Regions from separate parts of the Homo sapiens genome. Here region 2 is linked to region 1. The links are chromatin loops, found by intact Hi-C in ENCODE. Cell type or tissue: adrenal gland. All regions are shown on one strand. Each heading gives the region's core, and the rest is flanking DNA. Links, peaks and the distances in the headings are about the cores only.

What was found. Hi-C counts contacts between places; a loop is a spot of excess contacts. Peaks named below come from ENCODE experiments on the same cell type or tissue, not always from the same donor. Only the 100,000 strongest peaks of a DNase experiment are listed, where the experiment ranks them.
Region 2: a loop joins it to region 1, with 3 times the contacts of the local background. A loop is called at or near these places in 9 of 110 quality-filtered maps.

The regions. Positions count from the first base shown.
Region 1 is chr10:97,207,418-97,212,790 of GRCh38, forward strand. The region is part of intron 11 of ARHGAP19-SLIT1 (ARHGAP19-SLIT1 readthrough (NMD candidate)); the gene reads right to left. Among named protein-coding and RNA genes, the nearest start is that of SLIT1, 24 kb to the left of the region's middle. In adrenal gland, for the core only: a CTCF peak has its summit at 3,268 (motif pointing left); a DNase peak (open chromatin) is centred at 3,304.
Region 2 is chr10:96,372,835-96,378,207 of GRCh38, forward strand. It overlaps TLL2 (tolloid like 2), which reads right to left. Exons shown (of 21, transcript NM_012465.4): 18 at 3,858-3,985; 19 at 762-975. Among named protein-coding and RNA genes, the nearest start is that of OPALIN, 17 kb to the left of the region's middle. In adrenal gland, for the core only: a CTCF peak has its summit at 2,641 (motif pointing right); a DNase peak (open chromatin) is centred at 2,547; H3K4me3 peaks cover 761 bases.

The sequences.
Region 1 (5,373 bases), core at 324-5,323:
TAGGACCCAAGGGTTTCCAGAAACAACCCACCAGAGCCAGAGAGGGAAGGACCAGCAGGTGCTCCCTCCTATGGCAAGCACATGCCCCTTCAGAGCTCAAAGGGTTTCTGTTTGAGCTGAAACCTAGGGACTCACTGCCTTGCCTCTCCTCAGACCTGTGCCCCCCCTACAGTGACTCATGGGCGTCCCATTCAGTCAGGAACCTAGAATATTAAAAGATCTACAAGCCAGATAGGTGAGTTTTCAGGTTCAGAAAGCAGTTTCATCTTTCTAGTAAGATGGAGGCAGCCACAGTTCCAGAACTCTCTGCGCAGTTCCCTAACCTTTCTGAGCCGTGGTCTTTACCTAATCAGGTTTGACTTCCTGCTACAGTCTCCTACTCTCAGTCCAGAATAGAGGCGGCAACCAGGCATGGTGGTACGTGCCTGTGGTCCCAGCTACTCAGAAGGCTGAGGTGGGAGGATCGCCTGAGCCCTGGGAGTTCAAGGTTGTAGTGAGCTGTCATCGCACCACTGCACTCCAGCCCAGGTGAGAACCTATCTCTAAAAAAATTAAAAATAGAGACAGCTGTCCTTCCTGCAAGCCAGCCAGCCAGACACTGAGTCTTTGCTGTGTTCCAGGCACCCTGCTAAGCCAGGGAGATGCAAGGGTGAATAGGAACTGATCCCTTCCCTGCAGGAGCTCACCATCTCTAAGAAAAGCAGTCACATAAACACTGTGCAACGTGACCAGGGCTCCAGAAGAGATGCGTTCATGCTGCTGTGGGAATTCAGCTAGTGGAGCCAAGAGCTCTGCCTGGAGAGAGAAGGCTTCTAGGGGGCGGGATCTTAAAAGCTGGGGCTTGAATGACACTGGGGAAAGTCAAGGTGGGGGAAATCATCTCCTGGACAGGACATGAACTAACACTCTTTGGATTCAAGCAGCAGAACATCTTTTCATACACTTACTGGACATTTGTACGTCTTATTTGAAGTAATGTCTATTCATATCCTTGCCCATTTTTAAATTGGGTTATTTGTTTTTTTTTATTGTTGAGTTGTAAGAATTCTTGGCCAAGCTCAGTGGCTCATGCCTGTAATCCCAACACTTTGGGAGGCTAAGTCAGGAGGATGGCTTGAGCCCATGAGCCCAGGAACGTGAGACCAGCCTGGATAAGACAGCGAGATCCCATCTCTACAAAAAATTAGCTAGGTATGGTGGTACACATCTGTAGTGCCAGCTAATGGGGAGGCTGAGGTGGGAGGATTGCTTGAGCCCAGGAGGTTGAGGCTGCAGTGAGCTGTGATCACATCACTGCACAACAGCCTGGGAAACAGAGCAAGACCCTGTCTCAAAAAAAAAAAAATTCTTTATATATCCTAGACACTACTCCCTTGTCAGATATATAAGTTGCAAATATTTTCTTCCATTTTGTGAGTCTCAATATCCTTTCATACCTTTTGAATCTGGTGCCATATACATATACTAGCTATTCAGATATCATAGGTAATTCAACATTTTCTGGAGCCACAATAAGAAAGTAAAAAGACAGCTGGGCGCGGTGGCTCATGCCTGTAATCCCAGCACTTTGGGAGGCCAAGGCGGGTGGATTGCTTGAGGTCAAAAGTTTGAGACCAGCCTGGCCAACATGGTGAATCCCCATCTCTACTAAAAATACAAAATCAGCCTGGTGTGGTGGCGGGTGCCTGTAATCCCAGTCACTCAGGAGGCTGAGGCAGGAGAATCTCTTGAACCCGGGAGGTGGAGGTTGTTGCAGTGAGCCAAGATCGTGCCACTGCACTCCGGCCTGGGCGACAGAGCAAGACAGAAGCTATATTATGTAGAATTCCATGACAGTGAATGAGGTATTCCATGGACACAGATGGTTGCACTGGCAGAAGTATTTTGGGAAGAGATGGCAAATCCATATCTAGAATAAGAGTCTGTTCCAGTGAGGACAAAATTGATGTCCCCTCTATGGTGGAAGGGGTCCAATGTAGTTAGTCTGCCACCAGATGGCTGGCTGAGGTCCCCCCACCTCCAGGAATGATGAGCTTCTGAAATGTCTGGAGGGCATTTTCTTTCCTTCCTTTCAACATTCACTCAACAATTTGCTGGGGGCCTCCTCTGGTCCCAGCCCTATGCTCAGACTATAAATGACATAGCAGGGGTTGGGCCCTTGGTCACTGTCTCAGGCTTAGGGTTTAGAGACATGAGAAACAGAAATGGCTGCCATGGCCACCACTGCTAAAACAGAATGACCCAGTGAAAAGAGCACTGGGCAGGGAGTCTGGGGTACCTGACTTCTAGTCCAGGTTTGCCGCTAGCACCCATGTGACAGAAGTGGGGACACTGTGCTTCTCTAGGCTCAGATTCCTCATCCTTGAAACAGAATGGAAGCTCCAGGATGGCGAGGACCAATGGTGGACCAAGGCTAGGGGGTGATGAGGGGGTACGTTGTGGAATCAGTTCCCCTTGGGTGCAGAACACAAGTCATTTGTCAGCCGGGTGCAGTGGCTCACATGTGTAATCCCAGCACTTCGGGAGGCCAAGGCGGGCAGATCACCTGAAGTCAGGAGTTCGAGACCAGCCTGGCCAACATGGTGAAACTCCGTCTCTACTAAAAATACAAAAATTAGCCGGGCGTGGTGGTGTGTGCCTGTAGTCCCAGCTACTCGGGAGGCTGAGGCAGGAGAATCATTTGAACCCAGGAGACGGAGGTTGCAGCGAGCCAAGATCGTGCCACTGCACTCCAGCCTGGGCAACAGAGCCAAGCTCCGTCTCAAAAAAAAAAAAAAAAAAGAGTCATTTGTCTCTGAAGAAGTTTTTAAATAATTAACTAATAGTTGGTCTCCTTTTTGTTATCACAATACACCTGCTGTTCTAAACAATGCCAGTAAGAAAATACTCATCCAAAAAAAAAAAAATCCTTGTTTTGCCTGAGTTCTAAATAATTACTACAGTTACTATTAGGTTTTCATAATGTACGTGTAAGCTTTAAATTAGCAATTTTAAAATTATTTATCTTTTAATAAACATTGTATTCTACATGGACGTTAACTTGGAGTACTCCGTTCTACAGTTGTACCCAGACACACACAGACCCAACTACCTGTGATTTTTCTAGGGTAAGTATGTAGTGGCTTGGAATCTTTCAAGCTCACTTCTGGCAGAATGATTAAAATTTAAACAAATAAATCAAAGACAGAGAAATTTAAGTCCCCACCAACCCCGTCTCTTAACACTTGATGCATTGAACCAGGGAAGCTCACCTGCGCCATCTAGTGGTAGAAATGGTGATTACAGGCACGTGTGGCTGGACATTCTCATCCCTGCGGGCAGCTCTTGTCCCACAGGAGTAGGGGGCACAGGGCTATGGAGCGCTTGAAATGCGACTCATCCGAATTGAGATGGGCTGAAGGTGTAACATGCATACTGAATCTCTAAGACTTAGTATGAAAAATAATGTAAAGTAGCTCTTTAACAATGGATTATACTGATTACATATTGGTTTTCTATTGATTACACATTCAAATGATAATATTGGGGGTGAGGGAAGCCTCGGGAAGGTTTAATCAGACAAGTCAGCCCCAAGGCTATTGCATCCTAGGTCCACCTAGATCACAACGAGCAAGTTCCTTCACTTCTCAAGGCCTTAGTTCCCTCATCCTTAAAAATGGATGGGTGATACCGACATCACGAGACTATGATGATTAAATGCGATAAGGCATACAAATGCCTAAGACATTTACGCTCAGGAGAAATTGGTTTCCTTTCTGTCAGAGCTAATCAAAATGGCAGAAAAACTAGAGTAGGCAGCCTCCTGGGGGCACTCTCAGAGGGTCTGGATTTATTTCCCTTTTTCCCCTTTGGCACTATGCTGCAGGTGTGTGGCCCAGGCAATCAGCCCTCCTAATTGTGGAGGACCAGCTCCAGCTGCCGCCCTCCTGGGCCCCTGCCCGCCTCGGCGCCCACTGTGTGCACAGCACCAGGCGCCAGCTCGTGAGCTTGCTCTCATCCTGTGGGCCAAGGCCCAATCCCACCTTTCTGCCTGGGGGTCTTCCCAGCCACACCAGCCCCTCCACTTCCCGCAGTGGGCGGCCTCCCTGTATCCACACCCACCACAGGGCACAAACCGCACACCCACTGCCACCTCTGCATCAGTGGTTCTGTGTCATGCTGGACCAACAGTATCAGCATCAGCTGGGAACCAATGAGAAATGCAAGTTCCTGGGCCTCAGACCTGCATCAGAGACTCCAGGGGTAAGGCCCGGCCATGCTTCAGAAAGACTTCTAGGTGACTTGGCTGCCTGGTCAGTTTGAGAACCAGTGCCCTATCAGCCCTCACAGCCGCCGGGCGCGGTGGCTCACGCCTGTAATCCCAGCACTTTGGGAGGCTGAGGTGGGTGAATCACGAGGTCAGGAGATCGAGACCATCCTGGCCAACATGGTGAAACCCCGTCTCTATTAAAAATACAAAAAAATTAGCCGGGCGTGGCGGCGGATGCCTGTAGTCCCAGCTACTCGGGAGGCTGAGGCAGGAGAATGGCGTGAACCCGGGGGGCAGAGTTTGCAGTGAGTCGAGATCGCGCCACTGCACTCCAGCCTGGGCAACAGAGCAAGACTCCGTCTCAAAAAGAAAAACACAAAACAAAACAAAAACACAGCTTCCTTTGCTCTCCCCTCTGCTCCCCTCCCACCCCCTCCGTCAGTGGAGCCCCTATTCGGTTGTGGAGGAACTCCTGTGCCTAAAACTACCCTGTCATCTTCCCCTTCACCATTTCGCCCATGGTAATCTTCACCAAACTTTAGCAAACTTTCAGTAATTTTATCACATATGCAGGCCACTTTTCTATTTCTTCCTCAACATTTTAAATTTGATACAAATTCAAATACACACTTTAGGTGGGCACAGTGGCTCATGCCTGTAATCCCAGCATTTTGGGAGAGCAAGGCAAGAGGATTACTTGAAGCCAGGAATATGAGACCAGCCTGGGCAACATACCAAGACCCCATTTCTAAAAAAAAATTTTAAAATTAGCTGTGCACTGTGGTGTGTGCCTGTAATCGCGGCTACTCAGAAGGCTGAGGCAGGAGGATTGCTTGAGCCCAGGAGTTAGGGGCTGCAGTGAGCTATGATGGCACCACTGCACTCTAGCCTGGATGGATGACAGAGACTTTGTCTCTAAAAAACAAAACAAAACAACCCCAAATATACACTTTAGCCTGGTCCTAAAGAATCTAGAAATTCAGACTTAACATATAAGTTATATTTTTCTATCACATATTAAACACTATTAAAGACTGTTCATCACCAGGCATGGTGGCTCACACCTGTAATCCCAGCACTTTGGGAGGCCGAGGCGAGTGGATCACCTGAAGTCAAGAGCTTGA
Region 2 (5,373 bases), core at 94-5,093, 830 kb before region 1:
CGCCTCGCTATGTTTTCTAGTTTTTATTTTGTAGAGATCGGGGGGTGGTCTCACCATCTTGCCCTGGCAGGTCTTGAACTCCTGGGCTCAAGCAATCCTCCCCACTCAGCCTCCCAAAGTTCTGGGATTACAGGTGTGAGCCACCGTGCCCGGCCAAAATATATTTTTAAAAGAGAGGAAGAAAGGAAGGAAAGAAGGAGGGAGGAAAAAATGGGGCACTAACAAAGGGTTGTCCATTTCAAATTGCGTCAATTAAGGACATTGAAAGAAGACGGCCCTTTTCCCTTTGGTTGCTGATGCTTCATTTTATTTTTTTTATTTTTTTAGAGACAAAGTCTCACTCTATCGTCCAGGCTAGAGTGCAATGGCACGATCTTGGCTCACTGCAATCTCTGCCTCCAGGTTCAAGCAATTCTCCTGCCTCAGCCTCCTGAGTAGCTGGAATTACAGGCACCAACCACCATGCCCAGCTAATTTTGTATTTTTAGTAGAGACGGGGTTTCACCATGTTGCCCAGGCTGGTCTCGAACTCCTGACCTCAGATGATCCGCCTGCCTCGGCCTCCCAAAGTGCTGGGATTACAGGCATGAGCCACCACGCCCAGCTTGATGCTTCATTTTAATAGGACATTTTATCACGCACCTTCCTCCCCTCGCCCTCCCCCAGTCAGAATAAAAGGCAGTCCTTGTCGTGCCTTCACCATTTCTCTGTCTCCTGTCCAAGTGCTCATCAGGTGGAAGCCAGTGTCCCACCCCAGGTACCTGTGCTGTGCACTGCCTGGAAGCCTTTCCTCTGCACTGAGGCATCCGAATAAAACCTGAGAAACATACTGCTGCCGGAAGCCACCGTGGGGTCTGGTTTCTTGCTGCCGCAGAAACGGCCCAGAATGGGGGCCAGGCTGTCCGGCCCGTCATACATTTCCAGGTGGTCATAGGCACATTCCTGGTGCTGCTCGATCTCAAACTCATTAAAGGTCTGGGGACAGAAGAGCAGAAAGTAAGGCAAGGGCCTGGCGTTCAGCTGGGGTGGGGGCCTCCTTTCCAGTTCTGGGACAGGAAGGGGCGAGGCAGTGCAGGGAGACGTCCAGCTGGCTGTGCAGGGGGTGTGTGGCCGTGATGATGCTTGAGGACATCTGTAGAGAGGGTCTCAACCTCCGCCTTGCTTTTGGTCCAGCAAGTGGCCCTATGAAGTAGTTACATGAGCTATTGCTACAATGACCACACTGCAGATGAGAGAGCAGGGGTTCAGAGATTAAATGCTTGACATTTTGACAGCTATTAAGCGACAGAGCCAGGCTTTACACAGCCCAAATCTGTCTTCCTTCCATCCCATCACACAGCTTCTCTCTCACTTAGGGCTAAGAGCCAGCAAGGGCTGAGTGCCCACTCTGTCGGCAGCTGTTTTAAATGCTTTACAAGTATCGCCTCATTTAATCTTTACACCCCTGTGATGTGTCTAATCCCCGCTTTACAGGTGAGGAAAATGAGGCTCATCGCTGTCAGATGACTTGCCCAAGGTCACATACTGAGAGTTGGGCCATGATCTGGTGCTCTGGCATCAGAGACCCTGCTGTTGACCTGTGCACTCTGCTGCACGACCCTTTAGTACAAATGACGCTGGTGAGGTTGTATGAGGTGCACGCTGCTCCAGGCAGCACCCTCATGGTGGCTGACTCTCGCCGAGTGTTTATTCCATGCCAAGCATTTATGCGCATTTTCTCTCTTACTTCTGGTGATGCTGTGAAGGAAGAGCTGTTATTATTTCCAACATGCAGATGGGGAAAATGAGTTTTAGAGAAGCTGGCTGGCCTGCCCCAGCTCACACAGCTGGAGACAGATGAAGCTGAACTTGACCCCAGCTAGCCTTCTCCAACCCCCACTGCTATCAGTCATCAGGTTATGCTGCCTCACCTCTCCCTGTTCCCCCTAAGGACTGTCCCCTAACGCTCGCCAGGGGCGCCGCACCATTCCAGGCTTTTCAGCCCTGAATGCAGGCTTCTCAGATGCTGGGTAGGTGGCCGACTGATGGGAGCCCCAGCGTCAAGGGAGATGGGATAAGGTGAGCGGGGACGGTGTTAGATGAAGACTTGGACCAAATGACAGAGCAGGGAGACAGGACATTAGTTGCGGGGGGGGGGGGGGGGTGTCAATTCAAAAGAGCGGGGCTGGCCTGGCAGCGCAGAGATGGAGGTTGGGAGGGGGAAGGGACCAGCACGGCAATGCAGGCTTTCAGAAGAATGACTCCCACACACTAACGTACTTGGGCAAAGCTCTCCCGCCAGTGACATAGGGAGCACTGGGCCAAGGTGGTGGGTAGAGACACGGGACAGGGGAGCAGTGGCACCGGGACGGCCATGCAGTGGAAGGGAGCCTTAGGCTCAGCAGGCAGGGAGCTCCCAGGAGGTCCATGGGGCGCCCTGTCGCCACCCACATGCAGTGAACACCACCAGCTTCCTTGAGAAGTATTCAACTCACATTCTATGGTAGCGAAAAGCGCGCAATCAATATAGCCACCATCCGTTTCCCAAGGGAACGCCTTTTGGAAACTACCACGTGAGTCTGTGAGCCTCGGGCAAACGCTTCCCGTTGTGCGTTTGCGCGCTCCCAACGCCAGAAGGCGCCTCCCCCGAGGTCCTCGGGGCTCTATGTTGCCATTGCGAACATTTCCCAGCAGATGGCGGTCTTGGAGAAGCAGTGCCTTTCCCTAAGGCTCTCTTCAGTTCATCCTCACCCAGATTCAAGGCTGACCCGGGATACCAGCTCTTAGCAGAGCAGCAGTTTCCCCACGGGCAGCCCAGCATGTGAACTGCCCGCTGGGAGCACCCTGTGGTCAGAGGCCCTGTCTTCACCCCTCGACGCCCTGGGGGCCCATTCGCCTCTTCTGCTCCTCACTCATGGCTCTCACCAATAAACAACCTGCAAGTCCCTGCGCCATAGTCCATTGATCATGGACTTTTCCCTCTCTGTTCTCTTCCATTCTCCCTGAGTTATCGTCCACAGTTCATAGGGTCAATCCTACTTACCTCTACAGTCAGAAAAACCCATTTAAAAAATGTCCATCTGCCTGAAGTACAATACATTCTCCAGCTGGCAAAAGGGGTTCTTTATTCTCCAAAGTGTGGGAGTCCCTGGGGGTTGAGAAATGAGACTCCTAGGAGATTCAACTCTCCTTTGAAATAACTGTGCAAACCACACATCATATACGTGAAAAAGACTTCAAATAAAGGCTTGGGGAAAATTTTTAATTCAAGAGGGAATTTGCATAAAGAACTTAGTCTCCTATTACTAATGGGAAAAAAAAGTAAGTTGTAGAAAAAATACGAATGGGATTTTATTAGAGGAATTTGAGTAACAAAAACATATATATTTCCCTGTGCACTGACAGTCATGATTGTGCACAGAAAATTTCTAGAAGGATCCATAAGAATGTGTTTAGAGTGGTCATTTCTAGAGTGGAAATGGGGGCTCTGGGGTCTTTTGATTTCTATTTCCAACCTCCTGTACTGATTCATCTCATTTTTAATCATGAGACTGTATTGTCTTGTAAAAAATTAAAACTGGAAACAAGTGAATCTCAAACAGCACTGCAGATGTGGGTGGTGGATGCCGCCTCCTGCGGGTCCCACTGTGCCCAGGTGTGACCTATAGAGCTTTTGTGCGTTGTCTCTTTTAATCTGCACAACAGCCCGATGAAGTAGGCTTCATTAGTATCCATGTTTTCCAGATAATGAAACTGAGACCTGGAAATGTTGAGTAACTTCCAAGTTACAGAGCTGGGAAGTGGCAGAGCAGAGACTCAAACGCACATCTGCCTGATACTCAAGTCCACATTCTCAATAAACTACAAAAATGACTCACGAGTTTCACTCTGTGGCCTGCAGTCGAAGAGATGTTCCAGGTACACTCCCTCCGGCTGGGGTATTTGTCAGGCCAGTTGGGGCTCGCCAGGGTCCCCTCCACACTGCTGATCTTGTGTGCACAGCCAGCTGGGGGTGGCAGGGGGACACATACAAAGAGAGAAGTCATTCACTGTGGGCAGCACAAGAAGGATTCTAGGGGGGTCTCCTCCCCTCTCTCCTAATTGTCTCAGGGTCTTTATCAAATATGGGGGTGGGGTATCCTGAATCAGGTATCTCCTGGCTCAGGGATGTGCTGGTTTACTTGCACTGGCTTTTCTGCCTTCCTGACTGTGGCTCGGGGGCCAGGCTATCTTTCTATTCCTATCCACATTGCAGTTATCCTTGCAAATATGTTAAAAGCACTGGCAGTGGGGTCAGGTGGGCCTCGGCCCATGTCCTGGTTCTGCCACCTACAATCTGTGGGACTTGGGGCTCTTATGTAAGCTTCGGTGTCCTTATTTGTAAAAGGGTGCCACTCTAGTCAGGGTGATATGTGATCGAATGAGATAATGCATGGGAAAGGCTTAGGGCATGCCAGCCCATGGTAAGTGCTCAGTGCATCTTGGCTAACAGAGGCCTCCTTCATCATCCATCCATAAGCTTCTTTTAGTTTTTCAAAGTGGCTTTATTTGGAGTCTACCAAGTTTGTCCTGGTTACAGTGCTATTTGCCAAGAGTGGTCCCACAACTTGTTCAATGCCTGGCATCTTGGCCAATAGCTGCCATTTCTCTTCTGTGGTGGGCACTGTGGTCAGCATTTTCCATGCATCCTCTCTTTTAGTCCTTCTCACTTCCCAAATAAGAAAATAGGTTTGGAGAGGGTCAGTGCCTTGCTGATAGGGGGCAGAGCTGGGACTCGAACTTGGCCTGCCTGGCTTTGAGGCCAGTCTACCACTGCTTAGAAAGCACGGTGGACTGTATCACAAACACGGAGGCTCCACACTGAAGAAGCTGGAGAGGCAGGTGAGGAGGGCCGGGGGCAGGAAGGGGAGGAAACAGCTTCGAGGATGTTCCAAAGAGATTTGCCTCTGCTCAGTGCTACATCTGCTCTGCAGCCAACGCAGAGAACAGGTGCTCAAAGGGGCAGTGGCTCAGCTCCTGGGACATTTGCTCAGCTCCTGAGATGTTGCTCTGACACCCCCTGCTGTTGGGGTCAACCCACATGAATGCAGCCACTATTCAGGGGTGGGATCTTGGGAGAGTTGACGTCACTCCTGTCCTCTCCCACACTGCAGGAGGCAAGCCTGGTCCTGGCCCGGGCCCATCTCACAGGGGCTTGACTGTTCCTTCCCAGCTCAGTTCTTCCAGCAGCCTCCCACCCAGCCCCTCCGCCACCTGTGACCATGCCCTAGGGCTGGGCTTGGAGGGTGGCCACCTCCTCCTGAAGATGTGTCAGCGCCTCCTTTAACATTCTAGGCAGATCCTGACCAGACTCTGCGGCACCCAGCCAAATCTCCTAAATCCAGACTGTTTATT